3 separate regions of the Homo sapiens genome follow, and regions 1 and 2 are each linked to region 3. The links are chromatin loops, found by intact Hi-C in ENCODE. Cell type or tissue: mammary epithelial cell. All regions are shown on one strand.

Region 1 (8,000 bases), 67 kb after region 3:
GATTTTGGTTTAGTGCACTAACTAAACCAAGTTTTGGTTTCTTCAACTTCAAAATAGAGATAATATTTTCTTAGCGTTATGGTAAAATTAAATAAGATCAGCTGTGTGCAACAGTTATAAATATCAGCCCCAAAACTGAGGCATGTCAGAGGTAGATATTTATTTTAATAACTCAATTTAATTTGTTTTTAGACCTCCCACTCCACCTGGCTGTTTTGTAAATTAACCTCAGCCCTTTGTAGATTGCCCCTCTACTCTCAGGGTTGTTCCAAGTTCTAGACCACTGTTCTTAATAGATATATAAGGTGAGTTGTATATGTAACTTTAAATTTTCTAGAAGACACATTTCAAAAACTTAGAAAAAACACATGAATTTAATTTTGATGATATATTTTATTTAACTCAATATATTTAAATATGATCAATTAAGCATATAATCAATATCAAAAATTAATGACGTGTTTTACATTAATTGTTTTGTATGAAGTCATTGAAGGCTGGTATGTATTTTACATTCTTAGCACATTGCAATTCAGACTAGTCACATTTCTTGTGCTCAATAGCACATGTGGCTCATGGCTAACGTATTGGATAGCACAGTTCCAGACTCTCAGACAATAGCCAGTTGTTTGGGAAGGAGGGAGGGGATGTGGGATCACACTGGTTATTGCTGAGACCCTTCACTCCCCTGACCCACATTTCTCCTTCTGCTTTGACTTTCTAATTAAATCAGGTGAAAGAAAAGAGAGACATACAGAGGAAAACAAAAATTACTATCTCAAAACCTCGTCTCATCACATGTACTTACTTCAGTGCTTAGTGTTACTATACAAACATGAGCAACTAATCAGTGTTAACAATCATTATTATAACTAAAATCTTTTTCATATTATCATAGCTCTCATTTGAGGTTCATTTCCTCATTAATATATTCCTCCAGACTTACAACATATAGTTTTCCAGAAAAAGGTAAAGAAGCTCTTAATCTAGCATAATTCTGCTTTATAACATAAGCCTTCTTTGTTCAGAGGAAACAACTAGAGAAAGAGACAATTTTATTTATGAAATGAGTCATTGTTCATTAAAAATAAAGACATTAAAAAATAGCATTCCTCACAAGTATTCCTTTAAATACCTTTTAGAACTCACTTTTAGGGGTTATTCTGTGCTATTTTTAAATGCACAGAAGAATTAGAATAAAATGTATTGCATCTTAGAAATCCAGACGTCATGTTGTATTGGTCTTTCATATATTTGCATTTCCAACATTTCCTTTGTGGATCTCTCAGTTAAGGGAGAATTAAATGAAATAATTACACATAAGGCTGTTAGAAGTCTTTAGAGACAGGCCTATCACATGGTGAGTACCCAATATTAATCAAGTGCTGCTCAGACACTATCTTTTTTTAATTACTGCAACAATCCTATGAAGTAACTATTATTAAAATCCCTCCTTTATACACAAGAAAACCAAGATTCATGAAGAGTAAGTAAGTAGCCCTGGGGCACACAGATGGTAATGAAAGAGACAGTGATCCAGCCCAGATAGCCTGACTCTAAAGCCCACACTCTTCATTAGGCTCTACACTCTCCCTGGGCTCTGTGACCCGAAGTGTAAGAGGCAGAGAGCCTTTATCAACTCAATTCACTTGGAGGCTCTGAGTAGCAGGTTTATATACTTCGATTAACACAAACTGATGAAATTGTTACTTGATATATGCAACTTCTTTACCGGGTATGCTCTCTTAAAGTACAGATGTATATATACCATGCTTGTATGGTATCTATATATCTAAATCACCTATATTTATATTTATATTCTCCCTTGCTGATGAAAAGGTAAGGAAACTCAATCTGACTTCCCCTTGTAGTAATGATGATAAGGTCATTTGGATTAACTCTTCTGTACACTGGAACTACAAACAGCAAAAAATTAATAAACACAGACATTCACAGCAACCTAGATGAATTGCTCTTACATACATTGAGTAAAAAAAGTCAGACACAAAAATATAAACTGTATGATTCCACTTATATATGAACAAAACTAAACTATTGTACTTAGGGATGTATGTTTAGATGAGAAAAGAGTAAAGAAAAGCAAGAATTCGAGTATCAGCAAAGTCATGGTTGTGATTCTCTTAAGAGAAAAAGAGGGTATTATGAAGGGAGGGGTCACAAGGTGGGGATTCTAGAAAGTGGCAACTTTCTATTTCTTGACCTGGATAATGGTTACACAGCTTTTTGCTTTATAATAGTTTTCTAAGCTGACATTTAAGTTATCTCTATATTATATCTAGCAATAAAAATGTTTGGAATGAAAAGTCAAGAAAGTAGTACAACTATTAAGTAGCAAAGAATCCCACTATAGTGATGACATCTGTACAGTGATGAATAATTAGAAAATATAAAGTTTCTCAGTTGTGATTGGGTCAGGAGGACCCCCTACAACAGAAGCACTAAAGGGAATTTTAAAGGTGCAAGTTCCCATGATGTCTTCATACTAGATTTTCATTCATTTATTCACTATTATTTATTGAGTACCTGTTATGTTCCAGGTACTGTAGGTGCTGAGGATACTGCAGTGAACAAAACGACAAATCCTTACTCTTGCGGAGCTTATAGTCTAATATGGCTTCAGAAAGAATCTCCATTTTTACAGGATTCCTGTGTGATTCTTAAAATGAGAACAACTGGCCTATGCACTAAGCTTTTCTTCAATCATTCCCAGTCTGCACTTGAAAGACTCGTGTGAATAAAGTTAGAATTTAAAGAAAATTAGTCTCGATCTCCTGACCTCGTGATCCGCCCGCCTCGGCCTCCCAAAGTGCTAGGATTACAGCAGTGAGCCACCTGTAATCCTAAAGCACTTTTGTATAAGTTTTAAAAAATTTGTTACAGCAATTTAATAATTTAAATAGAATCACCTTCAGGAACATAGATACACAAACAAAAACTCAAGCAATTTAATTGAATGGTATATTTAAATGCACCAAATTCTTTAAAATCCTCCAGAATTGACTCAAGTTCATGGATATGAAAAGGTAATTTTGAAGTACTACAGACAAGCGTAAAATAGGCAAAGTCGTTACTTTGCCTTGACCAATAAGACGACAGCCTGTGGATACATTAGACATTTACAAGAGCACTTCTAAGAAATATTAGAGTGAAAAGTCATTAAAAAGGAACATAAATTATTTCATAAGGATACTTTTATAGCTAACAATTTATTTGGTTCTCCAAGGCTTACTTATTTTTATTTTAGAATACCAAACACAAGTTGAGTGTTCAGAATAAGAAATTAGTTAATGGGTACAATGTATGTTATTCAGGTGCTGAATACCCTAAAAAGCCTGGCTTGACCAACATGCAATCTATGCATGTAACAAAATTGCAAAAAAAAAAAAAAAGAACAAAAGTAAATAAATAAAATTCTTTAGCTAATACAGTCAAAAGAAGAAATACCTGTGTAGAAAATAATTCTTTTTTTAATCATCCTTCGAAACTTCAGGTCCCACTTCCCTGTCATTAATCTTTTGAGATTTAAAATTATTCCGCCCCCATCATTCTCATCCTGTGTGTATGTGTGTGTACCTGTGTGTGTTTTCTTAGCATAAATGGAATTTTGTAAGCAAGTGGTTCTTTAAAGATGTAATAAAGAAACTTCTCTGGTTCTGTTTTAATTCCTTCTCCATGACTTAGCTTCGACAGATAAAATTTTATTCAGGGGCTACAAGAGCTTCTTGAATTCCAAGTAGTACTCCTAATCTCTAACAAACGAATCTAAGTGTCATTAAAAAGATAAATAAAACAGGCCGGGAGTGGTGGCTCACTCCTGTAATCCTAGCACTTTGGGAGGCCGAGGCGGGCGGATCACAAGGTCAGGAGATCGAGACCATCCTGGCTAACACAGTGAAACTCCGTCTCTACTGAAAATACAAAAAAATTAGCCGGGCGTGGTGGCAGGCGCCTGTAGTCCCAGCTACTGGGGAGGCTGAAGCAGGAGAATGGCTGAACCCGGGAGGCGGAGCTTGCTTGCAGTGAGCTGAGATCGCGCCACTGCACTCCAGCCTGGGTGACAAAGCGAGACTCTGTCTCAAAAAAAATAAAAATAAAAATAAAATAAATAAAACAATCATATCAACAAAACCCAACAAAGATATGAGATCACTTTATTTAAAAATCTCTTATTTACTGTGCAGAACCCTCTTGATATAAAATGATAGAACTGAATATAACATAGAGCCCAGGTCTCGACGCCCATTCATTCACTCATGCATGCATGTATTCATTCATTCAATGTGCCAGGCACTCTTCTAAGTCCTGGGGATTCATCTGTAAACAAAACAGGAAAAAATTCCTGGCCTGATGATGGTTACATTCTGACTCTGTGTATGTAAAGGGGAAGTGGGAAGGCAGATCGTAAACAAAATTTAAAAGTAGGCTATTAGGAAATCAGAGTATAATAATTGCTATAGACAAAAATAAAGCAGGCTTTGAAAGAGGGAGTTGTGGGTAAGAATAAGATTTGAAATTTTACATAGACTGGTTAGAGAAGCCCTCAAGGAGAAAGTGACATTTCTGTAAAAACTTGTAAGAGGTGAGAGAGTGAACTGCTATGACGTCTGGGAGCAGAGCATTCCAGACGTGGGTATTCAGATTTGCAAGAGCCAGGGCCTGGGGTGGAAGCCTGTACTTGGTCACTTCTCAGAACCTGAGTTGTAAAATGAGCATATTAATTCACCCCACTACCTCCACCCCCGAGTGATTCCAAAGGTTATATGAGGTAATGGAGTTAGTCATGGATATGAAATCTGACACATAGAATTTCCAATTTTAAATTTACCAGTCATTTGTTTAACATCTAATATATACCAAATACTGAGTATATAACTATAAACAAGAACTGCTTTATGATATGAGGGAAATTGTAATCTTATTTTAGAGACACTGGTGAGGGGATAATTTTAATATGTGGTATTTTCTATAATAAATTTAGGGTATTATGGGAAGTATGTAGAGTAGAAAATATAATCCACATTTTTTGGATGAGAAAACTGAAATATAGAGATACTAACTGATGCAGCAAAAGATGGTGTGTGTGTTTTGAACTCTGTTTTTCTGACCTATGCTTGCATCAAATCCCTCTAGTATAATCATCTCCTAGGCTAGCGGGTGCGAACAAGTGACGCCTAGGATGAAACTCATTATTCCTCATTGCTCCTGCTACCATTTTACCCATTGCAGCATCACTCTGAGGCTAATCAACAAAGAAACAGCCAACTACCTGGCACATGGGCCTTTAGTCTGGGAACTTAAGATAAGCTTTCCTTCCCAGAGCCTGCAGAGCCAACGAGTGTAACTAAAAGTTGTCACTGGGGTTTGAGTGGGAGGGGGATTGATAGAGCAATCAGGATGTGGGAAATGAAAATAATCACAGCTTTCACTTGTTTTTTCACATCTGTTTTCTCTTTTGATCCTTGCAACAGTCTCACTAATTAAGCAGGAGTTGTTAGTTCTATAAAAAGCAAAACAAAACAAAACAAAAACCTGTTTAAAGACTATAAGCACTTTGCTCAAGGTCTTATGGTTAGGAAGTGGGAGAAACAGAACTGAAACCCAGATTTCCATCTCCCAACTCCATTGTTCTTTCACTGATTCCATTTGCATTGGAATAGGGGGAGCTAAGGAATAGAATATTGAGGACTCTGGGTCTAGATTCCTTCAAAGGTAAAATGGAAGGGGAGGAGCCATGGGCTAGGTGATATCGTGGATGCCTTTGCATAGGCTGTAACTTCTGCTAGAATGCCCTCCCCCTCCTCTTCCTCTATACAGGGATGCTAATATGCTTCTTATAGAAAATAAACTGTACATTTTGGAGCAGTTTCAGATTAACAGAATTATTGAAAGATAGCTCAGAGAGTTCCCATATACTCACATCCAATTTCCCCTATTGTTAAGATCTTACATTAGTATGGTAATGTGAGATAATTTGTCACAATTCATGAACCAATGTTGATAATTTTTATTAACTAAAGTCCACATTTTATCAAGTTGTTCTCATTTTTTTCCTGGTATTCTTGTTCTGTTCCAGATTCCCATCCAGGATACCACATTACATTTAATAGTCATCTTTCCATAGGCTCCTGTTTCCCTGACTTTCTTAATTTTCAATGACCTTGGCAGTTTTGAGGATTATGGTCAGGCATTTTGTAGAACTTCTTTCACTGAGATTTGGCTGATGGTTTTCTTGTGATTAGGTGGGGATTATGTGCTTTTGGAAAAAAGACCACAGAGGTAGAGCACTATTCTAGTCACATAAAGGGTATATGCTGTCGATATGGCTTATCAATTTTGATGTTAACACTGATGACAAACAAACAAACCAACAAAAACAATAACCTTTACGTATATTCCCAAGTCTGTCTGTCTGTTTCACTTCCTGTTTTTCCTCTCTCTTCTCTGATGTCATTGGAAAAATTAAGCCAGGTGTGGTGGCCAGCACCTGTAGTTACATATATTCTAGAGGCTGAGATGGGAGGATCACTTGAGCCCAGGAGTTCGAGGCTGCAGTGAGCTATAATTGTGCCACTACACTCCAAGATGACACTTTGTCCAGGATGACAAAGCAAAACCCTGTGTCTACAAAGAAAAAAATGTATATGAAAGAATCCTATCATTGGAAAAATTAGAAAAAATGAAAATTGGATAAGAAACAATCAGAAAAAGAAGTATCTCAAAAGAAGGTTGTTTTTTAAATTGCATCAGAAAATTTCAGAAAGGTATGTAATTTATGCAGATCTATGAACACAAATTCACAGAATTATGATGGGGAAAATAATTTATATTTTTTATCCCTGAGTATACTTTACATGTTTACTTCAAATGTACTGTGTCAAATAACTAAAGGCAGATTTAAGAACTAAAGAAGAAAAGAAATTTTCAATTGAAATCTAAGGAAAAGGATAATTACACATCATTCACTAAAATCAGAATGGAATTGATCCTCTCCTGAAAATTAGCCACGGGCTTTTCCAACCAACCTTCTAAATTTCATACGGAGTTAGTTTGTTGCGCCTATCTCCTTTTTCCATTACAAATCTACTTGTATGGAAAATTCAACTTAATATTGACTTTTCTATTTGTAATGAAATTTGTGTGAGTTCTTAAATAAGAAAAAAAGGTGAAATTAAGCTTCCCTTACACTGTTCATGTGTCATTCATAATGAATTTGGGAATCAGAGTGCTCTCTACATATTTTAAATGTCTATTTACATTGCATTGAAACTTTCTTAAATTGCTATAACTATAAAATAATTATTTTGGCAGGAGACAAATATATGGACATTAATATCAAAGCATAACTATACCTGATTGAACTTAAGGTCTCAATGAACATTTATGCCATCTACACTAGTCTTTACAATGTTAAAAACTCAAGAATGTTTTATTTCTTTCAACACTTATGGTCCTGATAGAGTTTGCTCAGGATTGTGACATCCTAGATTGAAAAGGAGCCCTAAAAGACAGTGTGGGGCTGGGAGCAGTGGTTCACACCTGAAATCCCAGCACTTTGGGAAGCCGAGGGGGCAAATCACTTGAAGTCAGGAGTTTGAGACAGGCCTGGCAGCATGACGAAACCGCCTCTCTACTAAAAACACAAAAATTAGCCAAGCGTGGTGGTGGGCGCCTGTAATCCCAGCTACTCTGGAGGCTGAGGCAGGAGAATCACTTGAACTCCTGAGGCGGATGTTGCAGTAAGCTGAGGTTGCGCCACTGCACTCCAGCCTGGGTGACAGAGCCAGACTCTGTCTCAAAAAAAAAAAAAAAAAAAGAAAAGAAAAGTCAGTTTGGCTTAATGGAAGGTGCAGAATGAGGGATCCTGCTTCTCTGCCTCTACTTCTAATGAGGGGAATGACCTGGAGTTACTCAATTAGGAGCTACCCATTTTCTTTCTGTAAAGTGACAGATAGTACCAGGTAGTCTCTAAGGCTTCATTC
Region 2 (8,000 bases), 180 kb after region 3:
AATTGCTTGAGCCAGTGAGGTGGAGGTTGCGGTGAGCTGAGATCACGCCACTGTACTCTAGCGTGGGTGACAGAGCGAGACTCCATCTCAAGAATATGTATATATATATGTATACATATTCTCTAGAATATATATATGTGTGTGTGTGTATATATATACTGTCCTAAGTCTTATACAATTCCCAGTATAGAACTTGGTCGTGGTCTTAAATGCAGCCTGCTTTCCGACTGTATCTGTGCTTATGAAAAACTGGAAAAAGGCTTTGTAATTGTCCTTCTTACACTGAGCCTTACATAAACAGCCTTATAACTATTCACAGGAGCACTCACTGCACCATGTATGGGGTGATGGTGATACGCTTCCACAGAGTTTTTAACTTCAATGCTTTTTTTCTCCATTGGCTCATATTATAATTTTCAAGATGTTTTCTTTTCTTTTCTGATTGCCTTGATACTGACCCAAATCCTTTACCTCTAAATATTCTTTCTCTAGGATTTTTGTCAAATTGTAAATGATATATGAGCTCTTTTCGGCTACAGACTAGGTCGAATTATGCAGAAGGAATTTTCAAGATTTTTAGGACTCTTACTGTGATAAGTCTTTCTGTAAACTAAAGGATCATATCTTGAGCTATTTCTTATTTTTGCAGATTTTAAAAAATTTGAGATGTCTTTTCCTTTATGAGGTAGTGTAGTGTAGTAGTAGGAGTGTCAGAATGAAATGCACAAAGATCTGGGTCCTAGTCCCATTTCTGCCATTTTGTAACCATGTACATGAGTTGGGGCAGATCGTTTAATCTGTTTTCTTATTTGTAAATTGGGGGTAATAGTAGAAGAGATTATATGGTGTATTAGAAAAGAGGGAAAAGCAAAATACAGCTGTGAAAACTATGTAAGCAAATTGGAAGACAATTTATAAAAAAAGTTGGGTTTTTTTAGTAATTGTATTTAAATTTATTTCAGTGTTTTATTGTTTTATGTTGTTTTTGTCTAACTTAAATGTGAGAAAAAAAGCAGAGTTCTGGATAGAAGGCAGATAACCTTTGTTCTCATCCAACCTGAAGCACTTATTTGCTAAATAATTCCAGTCAAAAACAGAAGAAACGTGGTATTTTAGTTTTATCTTGAGGAAAGGTCCTGCTTCTCTTACTCTATCTAAAAGCCTAGAAATAAAATGATAATTATTCTATGACTCATATACTTGCTTTTTATGTTATTGGCTTATTATGAGACTCAAATCAGGTAAGGTATATAAAACTGCTTTGAGAATGGTAAGAAGCTGTACAAATAAAAGTTCTAAGATATGGCTTATAAATTCTTTTCAACCCTCCGTTTTTCCTTTCACTCCTACAAAAGTTTGCTTTTGAAATGATTAAAATTTTTAAAAAATTAAAATATTTTATTCTAAGCCTGGCTATACTGTTTTAATTTGTAGGATTTTAATCGTTTACCATTGTATTTGTAGCAGCTAGACTGATAGGAGATTTGTGTTGTTGAGTCCATCCCCTTTCAGGTATCTCATCTAGGAATGCAGAAGCAGAAAGGTAGGGCAGACTGGCTGGATCCACTAGAATGGATTTCCTACTGAATCAATACTTGTCTCAAAACCATATTAAAGCGAGGAACAGTGGCATGCACCTATAATCCCAGCTACTTGGGAGGCTGAGGTGGGAGGATGGCTGCATCCCAGGAATTAAGGCCAGCCTGAGTAACATAGCAAGACCCTGTCTTGTAAAACAAACAAAACCAAAGCATTAAAACCAAAGTACTTTTAGTTTTCACTGAAACCTACATGATGTTCTTATTTCTATATAATGTTTTGTATATTAATATACATTAGAAAAATACACAGCATCTCCTTTTAAAAGTAAATTTGTTTTAATATTTTTAAAATTAATTTAAATAAAATGTTAAGGCATTTATAGTCAAGGAATATGACAAAAATTGTGAAAGTGCTGCTCAAGTAGCCAAACTTTGGGAAATCTAATTGGAATGTGGGTAAGCAAGATCCTCCTGTCGCGTAGCTGGGGGAGACTTTATAGATAACACGTTAGATGTTACCTAAGGTTTCTTGAATGCATGGTTCAGTTTAAGAAGTATGTTTAGTTATTACTCTTGGATGAAGAAAATATTAGTTTTAAGTGAGTGTTAATGGACTTTGCCCATGAACTGCATACATGGTCATATATTTTTACTGTTAAGAATTACTGATATGTCCCAGATGTAAAGATCATAGTTTTTATGTCCTTGAGAGCAAAGCCCAGTTGGTAAATGATAAGAAAGTTCATTATAAGTTCATTAGTCAATCTGAGTAAGTATTTGAGTAAGTATCAGGGCAGGTGTGTGTCCTTATTTGAAGATAAGATTACCAAAGAGTGGCAGTTTACACTGTCTGAGCAGGCACATAATCTACATGTATCCAACAAAAGCAGAAACCCTTTCTGTCAATAAAGTTAATTTGATAAGTTTAGGAGTCAAAATCTGGAAGTCCAAAAAGATGCATAGTGAGGAGAATCATCAAGCATGCATGAGGAAACCAACTGGGATGGCATTACAGGAAAATGATGTAGTTACTTGGAAGCAAGCCACCTTCGTGGTTTGCATTCTTTGGAAATATGTTCTATCTAATTGCTGAACTTTGCAAAAAAATGAGTGATTTGACTTGCTGATTCCAAGTTAATTACTTGGCCATTGAAAGTTTTTATAGAAGAGCATTCATGGAATTTGTGTGACCCAGAATGATCCCTGCCTGTGTTTTCTCACCTGCCTTTCTTCTTGCAAACCTTTCCTGATTTGTAAAACGTGTATAAGAAACTCAAATATTGGACTTTGGAGACTTGTCATAAAAAATTGTGTTGAGCTATTGCAGGATCTTGGAGAGACAGAGGTTATCTTGGGAAGGAGATCCAGGTCTAGTGTACTTGAAAAAACAATCGGTACTTGAGAATGAAAAAGAGGTAAAAAAAACAAAGGAAGCAAATATAATTGGCGGTAAGGTCACAAATCCAATAATAAGAGAAAGCCCATATATTAAAATTGAAATATTAGAGTCTATAGATGCATATTTCCCTAAATGTAACACATTCAAAGTTATTACATGGTGCTTATAATTATTTTGAATTAGATAACTCTTCTCTGCATCATTACCTGAATTGAATATAAAAGTTCTAGCAGTTTTATTAGAAGCACAGAAAGCCTTTTCCTGACTTCCTGTGCCATGACCTAGATTTTTTCAGTTATTTATTCATCATTCAGTATTTATTCAGCACCTCCCATGTACCATACATAGTCCGTACCTTTCTATGACTTGCAGTCTAAGAAAAAAGATAACCATTGCAAGTTTGATTATTATGGCGAAGGACTTTCTTGTTTGTGTATGGAAACATAACAAAGACACCTAATTTAGACAGGAAGTGGTAAAGGAAAACCACTTTAAGGAAGAAATATTATTTAAGTTCAGGCAAAAAAAAAAAAAAAAAAAAAGGGGGGGTCGCGGGGCAGGGGAAGAGTATCCCAGACAGCATATGTGAGAGCTGTGAAGCTAGAAATCTTGGCACATCAACAACTGACATGTCTGGAGTGTTGAGAATAGCGGTGAAAAGAGGAAATGGGGTGCGCAATACACGGACGGGGCCCAACACAGGTCTCCTAAGCCTTATGAAAAGTACAAGTAATATCATAAGTTAGATGAGGGGCCATTGAAGGATTTAATGTCACTGTCTCATGAAACAAAACTTTTTTCTTGGATATTCACATTCTCTCCACAGGTTTATTCACTTCTGCCCTCTCGTGTATCTAAAAATTAAACTTCCCTGGATGCTGTCACTCCTCTTTGTTACTGGCCCATCCATCATATTCTCTTTGTGCCCTAACTTCTAGCAAAAAGAGCTAATATTTATTGCATCTGTTTCTTCATGACCCGTTACAATCTATCCTCTGTTCTCATAATTAGATTGGAACTGCTGCTTCCAAAGGTGAGGTGTTCATGACTGAATCATCAGCGAACCCAGTAGTCACTCGCATTGTTGACCATTAGTTCCCTCAAGGCTCCCTTTTTGATGTTCATGGCACTACTCTTATTCATCACATTTCTAACAACTGTCTTCTCAGTCTTCTCTCTGACTAGTCACTGAATTCACCCTTCCTCTTAAAGCAGATTTTCAATAGTTTTCCAATCTTTTAAATCTTGATTTCTCTTTCTTCCTAGGGCATCTGTATCTACCATTTGGTTTTCAGCTCTTACACACACTGAAGATGTGCTACCTAACATTTTTAGTCCAGACTTCTCTGCTTTACTGCAGTTTTGCATTTTCTAGCTGCTTTTTAAATCCCCCCAAATGGCTGTGCCATTTGTACCACAAACTCAATCCTTAGAAAACCAGAATCCTACTGCAATCTAAATGGCTTCTTGTCTTATCTTGGTTAAAAGCTTTGCCAAGCATTCACATTGGGAACCTGAATGTTACCTTTCATTTTTTTTCTCACCTACTCTCACACCTCCTCCCCCCATCTAATCATGTGTCAAATCCTGTTGACTACATCTCTGCAGTGTCTCTCAGGTAGTCACTGCTTCCCATTACTGCTGCCATTGCCTTTGTTCATACCCAGCTCACAAGCAGCCAGCTTAAAATCTTCTAATTCATCTCCCAGCCTCTATTTCCTGCCTTTCTCCCAATCTGAACCTGTTTTCCATGTCTGCTAGAGTTATCCTCCTAAAACATACATTTGATGATCTTAGTGTCTTGCTTTTTTACTTAATAAAGTCATAACTCCTTAGCCTTATAATTAATGTGCTCCACAAATTTGCACCAAACCATTTTTCCTCTTGCATCTCCCAGGTACCTGTGCCCTAACCAAAGCAGACTGTTCTAAAAATCTAACACACATTTACATCGTCATGCCATTTTGTGTATTTTTCCATGTTTCTCTTTTTACTGAAGAACTGCCCATCCCATAATGCCCAGTGAAGATTACATTTCTTTGATGAAATCTTCCCTGATCCTCTTAAATAAAATTGTTTTTTTCCTATGTGTCCCAAAAGCATTGTATGTGATTCAATCATATAAAGCATTTGTTTCTGTAAAACATCATTGTGCACCTGCCGTGTTTAAAGGGCAGAATTTATTCTTCAGCTTATTCGTGGTTGTGAGGGAGAAAAAAGAGATCCTCCTCTAAGTATTGTTTGAAGATAGAGTGCATGTCTTCTCTGTATATTTTTATCTTCACAGTATCTAGTACAAAACCTTGCACATATAACACATTTGTTGAATATCTGTCATAGCAATTATCATTTGTTCTGTTTCATATACAAAGTACTTCCAAGGAGTCAGCTTTTAAGGTGTAAACACACACACACACAGACACACACGCACACACACACACACAATGCTGCAGTTGCTTTCAATAAATGAGGACATATTTCTCTGCTCAGGCTTTCCAGCAGTGCTTTATTATATAAGCTATTCTGGTTAGCTCTATTTTATGGATCAGATGCTTGCCCTGGCTACCTTGAGGAGAAGGGGTCCAGTGTAAGAATTTGTAAGGCCTGGGACCAGATGATGTCAGGAACCAAAGCAGCTTTAAGGGTATGCTCTTTTCCTCACCTGTCATTTTCTTTATGACTATGCTCAATGCTTCCCTGCTCCCCTCTGAGAGTCTTTTTCACTTTATCTTTTTTTTACTCGTTTTTCTCTTACCATAGACTTGTCTTAGAGAGAATTGTATGGGTACCATCATCTGTCTCTACTTCATGACCTTTCAGCTTCACCTCCCACCGTTAATTGTAGCAGTCTTTACCTGTCCCAGTTACAGTTCCCAAGAGAGAAACTGATGGGCCCAGTTCTCCTTTTGGACCAGTCCTCATTATAGGTTTCTCGCATAGGCAGCCCTTTGGTCATATATACCACCTCTGGTCCAACCACCTCCAGCCTGCTACACAACGTGGCTGGCTCAGTCATAGGAATTATGAATGGGGTAGTTCCTCTTCATAAGGGATGTGAGCCTTTTCTGCCTACACTCACCAAATGCCATCACTGGATAGAAGTATTTATATATCTAAGTACACTTAAAAAATTTGAATTATTTTCCTACTCTCATATCTTAACAGAACTTCCACAAACACTAAAATAGTTGTATTGATTTAAAAAATTATGACCCCAATTATTGATTCTCTCTTTTTCATAATGTGCCTTGTCCTTCAAGCCACACACTTAACAAGATTTAGGATTGCTAACATTCGAAAAAGTCTTAAATTTTAAAGATTCTTTTTCTTTATTCTTCCTCACCTTTTCTAAATAGAGCCCATGTAAATTCCCAACATTTCGTGTTTGCCCTCTCTTTTACTATCTCTTATTTTATTGCTTCCAATAATTTTAGATGAACTCTGGAGAAGATGTGAGGCTGAGTCTCTTCACTTTGCGCTCAACTTTAGGTCAAGTTCTTTTGACACACCACAAATGGATTTTATGTTCAGTGATTTGCTGAGTGAAGAAGTTAGAGAAGCCATGAAAATAAAAAGGATTTCTCTAGATTAAAGTCATCCAGTCTAATAGTCTGTGAAATTTCCAAGATTTTTCAACTTTGATTTCATTCCTAAGTTATGTAATACCAAATATCTCAGTAAATCATTTTATACCTATAGCATGAATATCCCATTTCTAATTTAATCTCATCTTTTGCTTGTCTTCATGTGCTCCTGAAAACAGCCTTTTATGGCTGTACCCAGAATCAGTTTAGCATTCCTTTATCCTAGTCTTCTTTAATTTTTTAAACATTAATGGACTGTTTTTAAAAGTAGTAATCAAGCAGCATGCTGATAATGCAAAGTCTTCCATGGCATTTCTCTTGCCTTTAGCTAATATTTGTAATTCTTTGTTAATATGTTTTGGTATGTGTGTTTTTTTCTGCAGCTGTTAGGACATGGCAAAATTACAGTTGAGTCTAAAAACTAGCAACTTCTTGTTCTTCTCAGGAAAGCCAAGAAAAACGATATAATGAAACATTAAAACCAATCTCTAAGGAATCAAATGTGGAATATCTAGGTTTCAGTGCTATCATTGGTAGGCACTCAGTAAATATTTGTTAAAATGACTGACAGAATTTTTATTAAGTGAATAGAATTTATGATCATTTCAAACCCTTACAATCTAGGTTTCAAAGGCAAAGCAAGTAGGTAAAAATCAAGTTTCTTTTTGGAGACACATAAGGCACAACTAATGACAGCACTGACTTCCCGAAAAGTCTCGAAGTTAATTGTGTATCACTCACTAGAACGTCATCCTTTGAAAAGACAGCCAACGACATCCACATTGCCTTGCATGCAATGCCCTACATTTCCACGGACCACATCCAGTGTCCTCATTTCTGTTTGAGGCCCAGGGGAAGCATGCCTGGTCTTTCTCTTTATTTCACAGCTTGAAATTACCCATCTGCCAATAGATCAATAGTATTAGTCTATTGTCTTGTAACTTCTTTAAGGGAAAGAACATCTAGGAGTCATGGTGCTTTTAACAGAACACGATGAAGTATTGCTATGACAACCTTAATTGTATATTATAGGCAAATCAGATACCACCTTGAGAAGACAAGATAAACAATTGCCTGCACTAATGGCTTAAGACAAATTTATGAGAAAAAAATGCTTATAATTTAGAAAGCTGTATCCATTAACTTGTGTATGAATTGGAAAATGCCTGCTTTTATTTAATTTTAGCAGTAAAGCACCTAGCTTCAACTTGCAAAATATTTGTTCCATTAAATCTGAGAACCAATGATCTTAGTGATTTACCTCCTGATAATTAAACAAAATGACAAATTAATCTATTGTAAAGTCTAATGTAAAATTTTTTAGACTTTCAGAAAATGTATCACTGCTTTTTTATTTTAAGAAAGTGCTTGTGTCTGTATTTATATCTCAACAAATTATAAAATGCTCTGTACCTATTGCCTCTCTTTTAATGCCCTTGGCTTCCTACCACACTTATCCTGTACCATGCACATATG
Region 3 (8,000 bases):
CCAAGTGTGAGAATATCGGAAATAGGAAGCACTGGAGGCCGGGCACGGTGGCTCATGCCTGTAATCCCAGCACTTTGAGAGGCTGAGGCAGGCAAATCGCTTGAGCCCGGCAAATTGCTTGAGCCCAGGAGTTCAAAACCAGCCTGGGCAACATGGTGAAACCCTATCTCTATGGAAAATACGAAAATTAGCCAGGTGTAGTGACATGCACCTGTAGTCCCAGGTACTCAAGAGGCTGAGAAGGGAGGATGGCTTGAGCCTGAGAGGCGGAGGTTGTAGTGAGCTGAGATTGTGCCATTGCACTCCAGTCTGAGTGACAGAGTGTGATCTTGTCTTAAAAAAAAAAAAAAGAAGTACTGGAAAGCCCTGAAACCATATCAAGGGGCAACTACTGCTCAGCTTTGTTGTCATAATGTGGTAATGTACAATGTAGTAATGCCAAATCTTAGGGGTATCAGAAATCAGATGTTATAAAATACATTACTTTTAAACTGTGTTTGGATTAGCAGAACACATTTCCCAAGTCTTCATAATGGCTACAAACAGGTGTTTGCTACTTCTCTAACCTCCTTCCTACAAGCCTCCTACCAATCTCTCACTCCCTCTGTCACCACCACATTGACCCAGCTGTTCCTGAGCTGTGCAGTGCACTCTCCTGTCTCAAGGCCACTGCACCAGCACTTTCCTCATCAGGAGCACCCTTTCCCTACATAGCCACATAGCTCATTCCTTCATCTCCTTCATGTCTTTTATTAAATGTCTTCACCTCAGTGAGACCTTCCTTGACCACCCTATTTGAAATCGTATCCTCTCCCCACACTTCCTCCCAACTTGATTTTGTTCAAAAACACTTGTCTTCCTCTAATATTATGAATTTTATTTATTGGATTTGTTTTCTATCTCTTCCAACAATAGAATGTAAACTACTCGAAGACAGAGATTTTAGTTTATTTTGCTCATGGCTATGTCCCCAGTGCCTAGAACAGAGGCTGGCATATAGTAGAAACTTCATTAATGATTTTTTAAATGAAGGACTGAATACATAGATGAATCTGCAAGCCATCTTTGTTCTGTGGTTTGGGCTTCCAATTTTTGACATCTTATTTACACTGAAAATCTTATAGCACACCCTGAAGGAAAGAGAGATGATATAGTTTGGGCAGTGAACATCTAAATTATTCCTTTCTAGGAAAGTCAAATAATCAAATGACATCATCCACAAAATTGCAGAGCATTTCTTTCAGTTATAATGTCCTACATAAGCAAACTAAAGCGTACACAATCATGTCAAACTTATTAATCTCATGATATTTTAGTCGCTCTATTTTCATTCAGTGTTTATTCAATAATCATGAGGCCTTAGAATTTAAACTGCTCAGAACAAGTCCCCTTACCCACAATGTTGAGCTTCAGGTTAAGTCTAAAATTAAGCATATTTCCTTTGCTGATTGGGAAATGAAAATAAATATGAGAGAGGCAAGAGGGAGCAAAGATTAAGCCTGATCTTTGTGAAGGAAAAAAGTTAATTCACGAAGATTATGTTTTCTCTGAAAGACTCACCTTTCCCCTTTACTCTGGCCTATATGAGTCAAAATTTTGGATGCTATTCTTAAGAATTCAGGTCATTTCTCTCTCTCCTTCTACTCTTTGCTCAGAAAAGCTTCAGACAAAGCCACTAAATTTACAAACTAAAATTCAGGTTGTGGGTGTGTGTATTTTTGTGTTCTCTGACATAAGAACAGACCAAACATATAGCACTCTTCAAGGACATAGGATAGATGAACATATGTTAATATACAACAGATGTCATGAGAAGCATGAAATACATTTCATGACTCCATAGTAAATTTTGTAAGTCATTGCCACAAGAATTGGTACATAATGAAAATATAAACGTTTGAAAAAGATGAATTCTTACATAAAAATAGATTCTTAATAATTTATGAAAGGTGAATTATTTGGATATATTCTTTGCCCCTTCGAAGTATGTGACAAGTAGGGTTTAGTCTAAAACAGAAACCTCTTTAGCTATTCAATCAGGAAATTTAATTTAGGGTTTACAAAACATTGTAAGACAAGAAAATCAGGGAAACTGCCACAAGTATTCAGGAAATCAGGTAAGGCAGGAGTTGCAGGGGACCTTCATCACCTGTCTCAGTTGTCTGAAGCACCTAAGTAGGTGATTTTCAGGCAGACCCCCAAAAGTCACTGGCAAAACCTCAGATCTGCTATCTGCCAGTGACCCTGTACCTGCTCACTAACTCCAGAGCAATAACAGTGCCTTCTCTTCCACCTTCTCGTGCAAGTGTCTCTCGTTAGAAGACCCTAAATCAGAGCACTACTTACAAGGAGTCTAGAAAACATAGCCTTTATGTTTCTGGGCCTTGCTTCCAGGGAGAGTGAAGAAGGCCCCATGCTGAGACACCAACAGACAATCCTGCTCCAAGTTGAAACCAGTGGAAACAGCGTACTTTTCCTCTGTTTTCTGCAAATGGACTCAATCCATTTAGGCTGAGGCAGGCGAATTCTAGCATGACCCAGTATACCAAACTGTTCTTATGAAAGAACCAGCCACTCCCAGAACCACCAGTGGGTTTAACAACCTTTTTTTTTTTACGGCGTTTTCATTCTCTTAATAAGACAATCCCAGTCTTCTTTTCACTCACATTCACTGATTCCTTTAAAGAGTTAATTCTGCTGAAAGGTCTTGCTCTATGTGTACATTTCTTAACTGGCATCCCTACTAAGAATAGGGAGCAATGAGGAAAGGTTGTGGAAACAAGGGAAAATTAGTTTATGCAAATAAGGCAGAATGATATTTTACCAGGCTGACACTAAATTTATCTTAGTAAGATTGGTATTACAGTATAGTCTAGCAATTTTCCTCCTGCATCTCTGAAACCTTCCTAGCCTGTGACTCAGTTTCCTACATTAAGGGGCTGTTGCCGCTGTAGTTAGGGTAGTCAGAGGAAGGAAATGCTTGCTCACCTTTGCTGTGTTTGGAATAACCACTCCACATCAAAGAGGTGACTCATTCTGTCCACTTGCCAGCTCTGAGCTTGCTTTCTACCTCCCACTACCCTTTCCTGGCTGTGCTGTTCTTGGCTGGAGAGACTTTTCACCAGCAAGTCCAGGTTTGTGGAGCCTGGCACACTTACCTCCCTGAATGATGAGGCTTTCCAAGGTGGGTTGCTCTACAGGTTGGGACCTGAAGGTGACCACCAGTTTGCCCAACCTACCATTCAAGGTGTATGACTCAAAGTCAAGAAGCTGGGCTTTACTGCTCCTCAAACAGCGAAAGGGAAATGAAATCATTTTATTTCCCCCTTCGTGTTAACAGTAAATATGTAAGCTGAAGATGTTATAAGTTCCTATTTTCATTGGATTTAGAGAAACATGTTGCTGCCTGGAATCACAGAAGCCATCAGGTTCATTTCAGTGAACTCGACAGTGTTACTGTAGTGTGGGGCAGATGGTAAATGCTCAGAAAATATTTATTCGTGTTAGATATACCTCTGTCTGGATGAAAACCATCTTGTGGTAAATAACTTCACTGTAGACATTCTTAGAGAGGGAAAATCCACACTTCATTTAATAAAATCCACTACAAGATTCAATATAGAGGAGAATGTGGGCATGGAAAAATAAAGGACTTTGGAATTAATAGAGATAGGTTTGAGATTAGATGCTCTGGGCAACTCCCTTACGTTCTTATCAAATAATGCAGTGTGTGGTAAAGGAGTCTGGAGTCAGATTGATCTGTTCTAGAATCTCAGAGGCCCACTTAATAGCTACATGGCTATTGACGGTTGACTTCCTTAATCTTCAGCTTCCTCATGTAATACATAGAGTAATAATGAAATTTTCCTCATAAGCTTGTTGTAAGGATTAAATAAGACAGTGCAAATAAATGTTCTAAACAGAGACCCTAGGACACAATTAGTATCCAATAAATTTTAGATATATTCTAAACTTGTTACCTAACTTGGAAAAAGAAAAAAATAAAACATGCCATACTCTGCTGCAAAGGGATTTTACAGATTCTGTGAACATGAAGAAAATGCCTCCCGAGTGTGATTTGTAAGCATTATCTAACTTGCTCATTGTCATGAGCCCATTCCTTTTCTCCAGCATTTGAATGTGGGCTTGCTGCTATTATCTTTTGGCATAGTCCTTGAAAATTTGCACATCGGTTTAACAGACCAGCATTTAGAATGTATGCACATGCACCCTGGAACTTATGGAAAAGAAAAAGGATGCTTAGAGCTCTTGATTACTTCCATTAATGATGAGTTTGACAACCTGCATCTGCAAAATCCTCAGATACTTTACCATTGAACGTTCACATTGCCAGCATTCCCTCATGCTTGGATATTTAGGGGAACTGAAATCGACTCCTGGTGGTAGATTGGTGGTCTTCCTTTGACAGACCCTCTTCAGCTTCTTATGGTGTTTTATTTGCTATTTAATGTTCTAAATAAAGAAGATTTTAATTTAAATTATTGGCATGAATTTTATCATTTCATCATATATCTTTATATTGAGCAATACCAGTTTGAAATGCATATATAAGAGCATTTAGTTTGAATATACCCATGTATTTCATTCTTACCAGAACAGTGAAAACACTCTACTCATTCAGCTGTTGTATTTCATATCTTAATATACTACACTCACATTCTGCCATCACTCTCTCCTTTCAACTTACGAATAAATAAGGAAAGACTTTTTAAAAAGTGTGTGCTGCCCTATTTTTCCGTTTCCTTCTTTGTAATAGTCCCTGGACTGACACCTGTTGAAACCAGACCCTTCCAGGATGGTACTGGCAGTAGAATGACCTGACCATGTTAGAGCAAAGCTCCTCTTTCCCCACCTTTCCTTTAAAGCAGCCGGTTAACCTTCTTTGGCCTGCTCTGCTAAGTAATAATGCTTCTGGGGCATTTGGAGAAGAATTGGTGTGAATGGGTTTATATATTACCCAGATGGCCTCACTATTACTCATAGTCAATTGGGAAATTTCCAACCATTTCTACTTCTAATTACCTAAGGGATTTGAACAGACATCTGCTATTGAGCTCATTTGAAAAGAGCATGTCTGAGTATTAGGTTTCACTCAACAAACATTAAGTGAGAACCATTAGTAAGGGAGTGGGGTGAAATAGAAGAAAGTCCTTCTGGTTTCACGAAAATATCAATTTAGGTTCAGTCCCCAATTCTGCCACTACTGTGTGTATAACCCTGAGAATGTCAACCTCAGAGCATCTTACTGATCTATAAAATAAAGTAATATCTCTTTTCAATGTTGTGAGGAATAAGAAATATTTTTGTGCTTAAAAACTCCTCAGTAGTAATAAGTGTTTAATAAATGGCAGCTGTTATTAGTGTTGCTTTCTTATTATTCTAAACTTTTCTAGCAAAAGGAAATGCTCAGAGAAACTGTCCGGTTCTTCTTTAGGTGTTCCTATCCCATAAGGCTGTTATATTTAATACAGAAAATGGGTGGAAAAATGCTTAGTAAAACAACAAATATAGAGTTACTATGGTTATTTGGAGAAAAGGCACTTAGAGCCTGAGAAACACTGTAGACTAGGCCAAATAGAGTGACTTTCCTTTGTTAGAATATAAGACAAGAGGACAAAAAAGGAATTAGCTTAGGGCATAGCTGAGATAATGTTTCTCATACGCTTCTTGGATTGATTTATTCTTTAATTGAAGCAATTCTAACATAAATTTTGTTTGGTGGTGTTTATGTGTACCTGTGTTCATGTGTGTATGTATGTGTGTGTGTGCCTCTGTGCATGTACACACTAAATATTTTTATTTGACTGAACAACTTTCGTTTTATTGATCTTAAGGATTAGGACACAAGAAGGAACAAGAAGGAAAGCTGGAGTTTGCTCTTAATATATTACTAAAAAAATGAAGCTAAAAATATCCTAATATTGCTAGCTGGATGCATTTACACATATTCTAAATCTATAAGGCTTAGGAAATTGCTTATACGAATACTCATTAATTCAGTCTATTCTTTGTCTCTGAGTAGTGGATAACCTTTTTGAAAAGTTGAATTTCTTTACTAACCTGGAAAAACCTACACTATTTGCAGAACATTTATTCTCCGTAAGCTATCCTGACTAAAAGTCTGGCATTAGGAATTGGCTGTGGCAACATAGGCCATGTGATAAGGGGGTTATTAGATTACCTGAATAATTCTATCAGTAAAGACAGCCTATGTAGGCATGTAACTCAGTCCTCTGAGCCTTGTGGTTAAGTTTTATTTGCTTGCCTTTCCTGGGTAATTACTCAGATTTCCTCATCACTTGGCTATATAGACATCGTGAAGATTTTTAGCTCAAGCTCAGAGAGTTAAGAAAGGCTGATTCGCATAATTGGTATTCTGCCTTTAAAACATCTATTCATTAATGCTTAAATGAATAATTTGCCTGAACTTGCCTTTTGAACTTTCTTGCGTGGGATGCTATTTGCCATCCATGACTATGAGGTTTTACAAGTCTACCTAGAAATACATAGCCTTCTTAAAGTCCTTTCTCCCTTCCTCTCCCTCTTCCTTCCTTGTTTTCTCCCTTTCTTTTTTTTCCTTCCAAATGTTTTTTATAGAATTATATAATGCTAGATCTTGACAGAACCATGGAAATTGTAAGTCTTCTAGTTTTTCACAAACTTCATTAATTCCTACACATGAATTTTAACATATCTAGTTATTTAATATTTTTTCTAAATAGATTATTTTTTTAAAAAACTAAAATATCCTTTAGATACCTTCTAAAAAACTATATTCAAGGATCATGGACTTAGTAGATTGACTATTTTTTCCTGATAAATAATAAAAGAAATGTGTATCAAGTCAAGTTTGGACATACACCACTTAAAATCATCTCAGTTAGCTTTCGGAAACACTGTCCCAGGCTTCAAATGAGAAAACTGAGGCCCAGAGAAATGTAGTGAAGTTTTCCAGAGGCCAATTAGGAATATAGCTAATAGTTGAAACCATGCTTTCGGATTCTTAAATCCAGGCCTTTCTTGGTGTAGCACACTGACTTGTGTTTCTTATCTATTTGTCAGGTTTTAAGAAATAATCACAAACTGTTACAGAAAAACCATCAGTAGGCATGCAGTGAAAACAGCCCATCTTCCTATTTATTTTTTCTTTAATACTTCTTAGGTCACCAAGTGCCACAGATGCAAGACAGTGGTCCTCAACAAAAGTACTTATATGGAGGTTCACAAAGACTTTCTAAGGGCATGGATAATGTTAAGGATGTTTTCACAGCCACACGTATCCTGTGAATTCTTTCCTAAAAAACGGTCTGTAGTTACAAAGAAGCCATGCTTTTCCTCCACCTGGAATCTTAATATGAAGCATTGTCTTGGAGGGAAAAACACTTCAGCTGGTGTAGGCGTGGAAGAGGGAGAGTTTCATGTCTGGGTAACAAATCACAGGGGGGCTCTAATTCTTTGCCTTCTGCTAAAATGAAGAAGGGCTAAACAAATTTTTCGCTGATAGATCTTTAAAAATACTTTTGCATTGACAGTAATTTTTGGCACAAAAGTTGTATAAAGGTCCAAGAATTAAACGTCATAACTGTAATTAAAAAGTGTTTTCATTCTCATTCATAAATAAAGGTTTTGTTTGTTTGTTTTAGCGTTTACCTCAGTTAAAATGACAAGAATAGAAGTAATATCAAACTCTAACTTATTCTAGCAATAAGTAGCATTCAGATACAGATCTATGAGGGAAAAACCAAAACCCGTTAAGAGATAATTTTGTTCTTTTAGATTTAATGTATACTTATCAATATTTTAATATTTTAATTAGTTATATTAAATGATTCAATAATAGAATGTATTTTGATACATTATTAATACATGCTTACTACTAATACTTGTAATATTACAGAAGAAATATTTTTTAACATTTACAACCTGTTAGGAAATTAAAAAATTATATTTCTTTTATATTTTTGCTGCAAAGAAGTATA

Evidence for each region. Hi-C counts contacts between places; a loop is a spot of excess contacts. Peaks named below come from ENCODE experiments on the same cell type or tissue, not always from the same donor. Only the 100,000 strongest peaks of a DNase experiment are listed, where the experiment ranks them.
Region 1: a loop joins it to region 3, with 6 times the contacts of the local background. A loop is called at or near these places in 5 of 110 quality-filtered maps.
Region 2: it touches region 3 in a loop (3-fold over the local background); 3 of 110 quality-filtered maps call a loop at or near these places.

The regions. Positions count from the first base shown.
Region 1 is chr9:21,612,969-21,620,968 of GRCh38, reverse strand. No RefSeq gene overlaps it. Among named protein-coding and RNA genes, the nearest start is that of MIR31HG, 57 kb to the right of the region's middle. In mammary epithelial cell, no CTCF peak of the experiment used is centred here; a DNase peak (open chromatin) is centred at 4,698; H3K27ac peaks cover 1,899 bases.
Region 2 is chr9:21,501,620-21,509,619 of GRCh38, reverse strand. All of the region lies in intron 1 of MIR31HG (MIR31 host gene), which reads left to right. Among named protein-coding and RNA genes, the nearest start is that of MIR31, 6.6 kb to the left of the region's middle. RefSeq lists an enhancer at 4,243-4,778. In mammary epithelial cell, no CTCF peak of the experiment used is centred here; DNase peaks (open chromatin) are centred at 2,579 and 3,999; H3K27ac peaks cover 732 bases.
Region 3 is chr9:21,680,137-21,688,136 of GRCh38, reverse strand. No RefSeq gene overlaps it. Among named protein-coding and RNA genes, the nearest start is that of MTAP, 120 kb to the left of the region's middle. RefSeq lists an enhancer at 2,453-3,652. In mammary epithelial cell, no CTCF peak of the experiment used is centred here; DNase peaks (open chromatin) are centred at 3,106, 5,006 and 6,406; H3K27ac peaks cover 7,944 bases.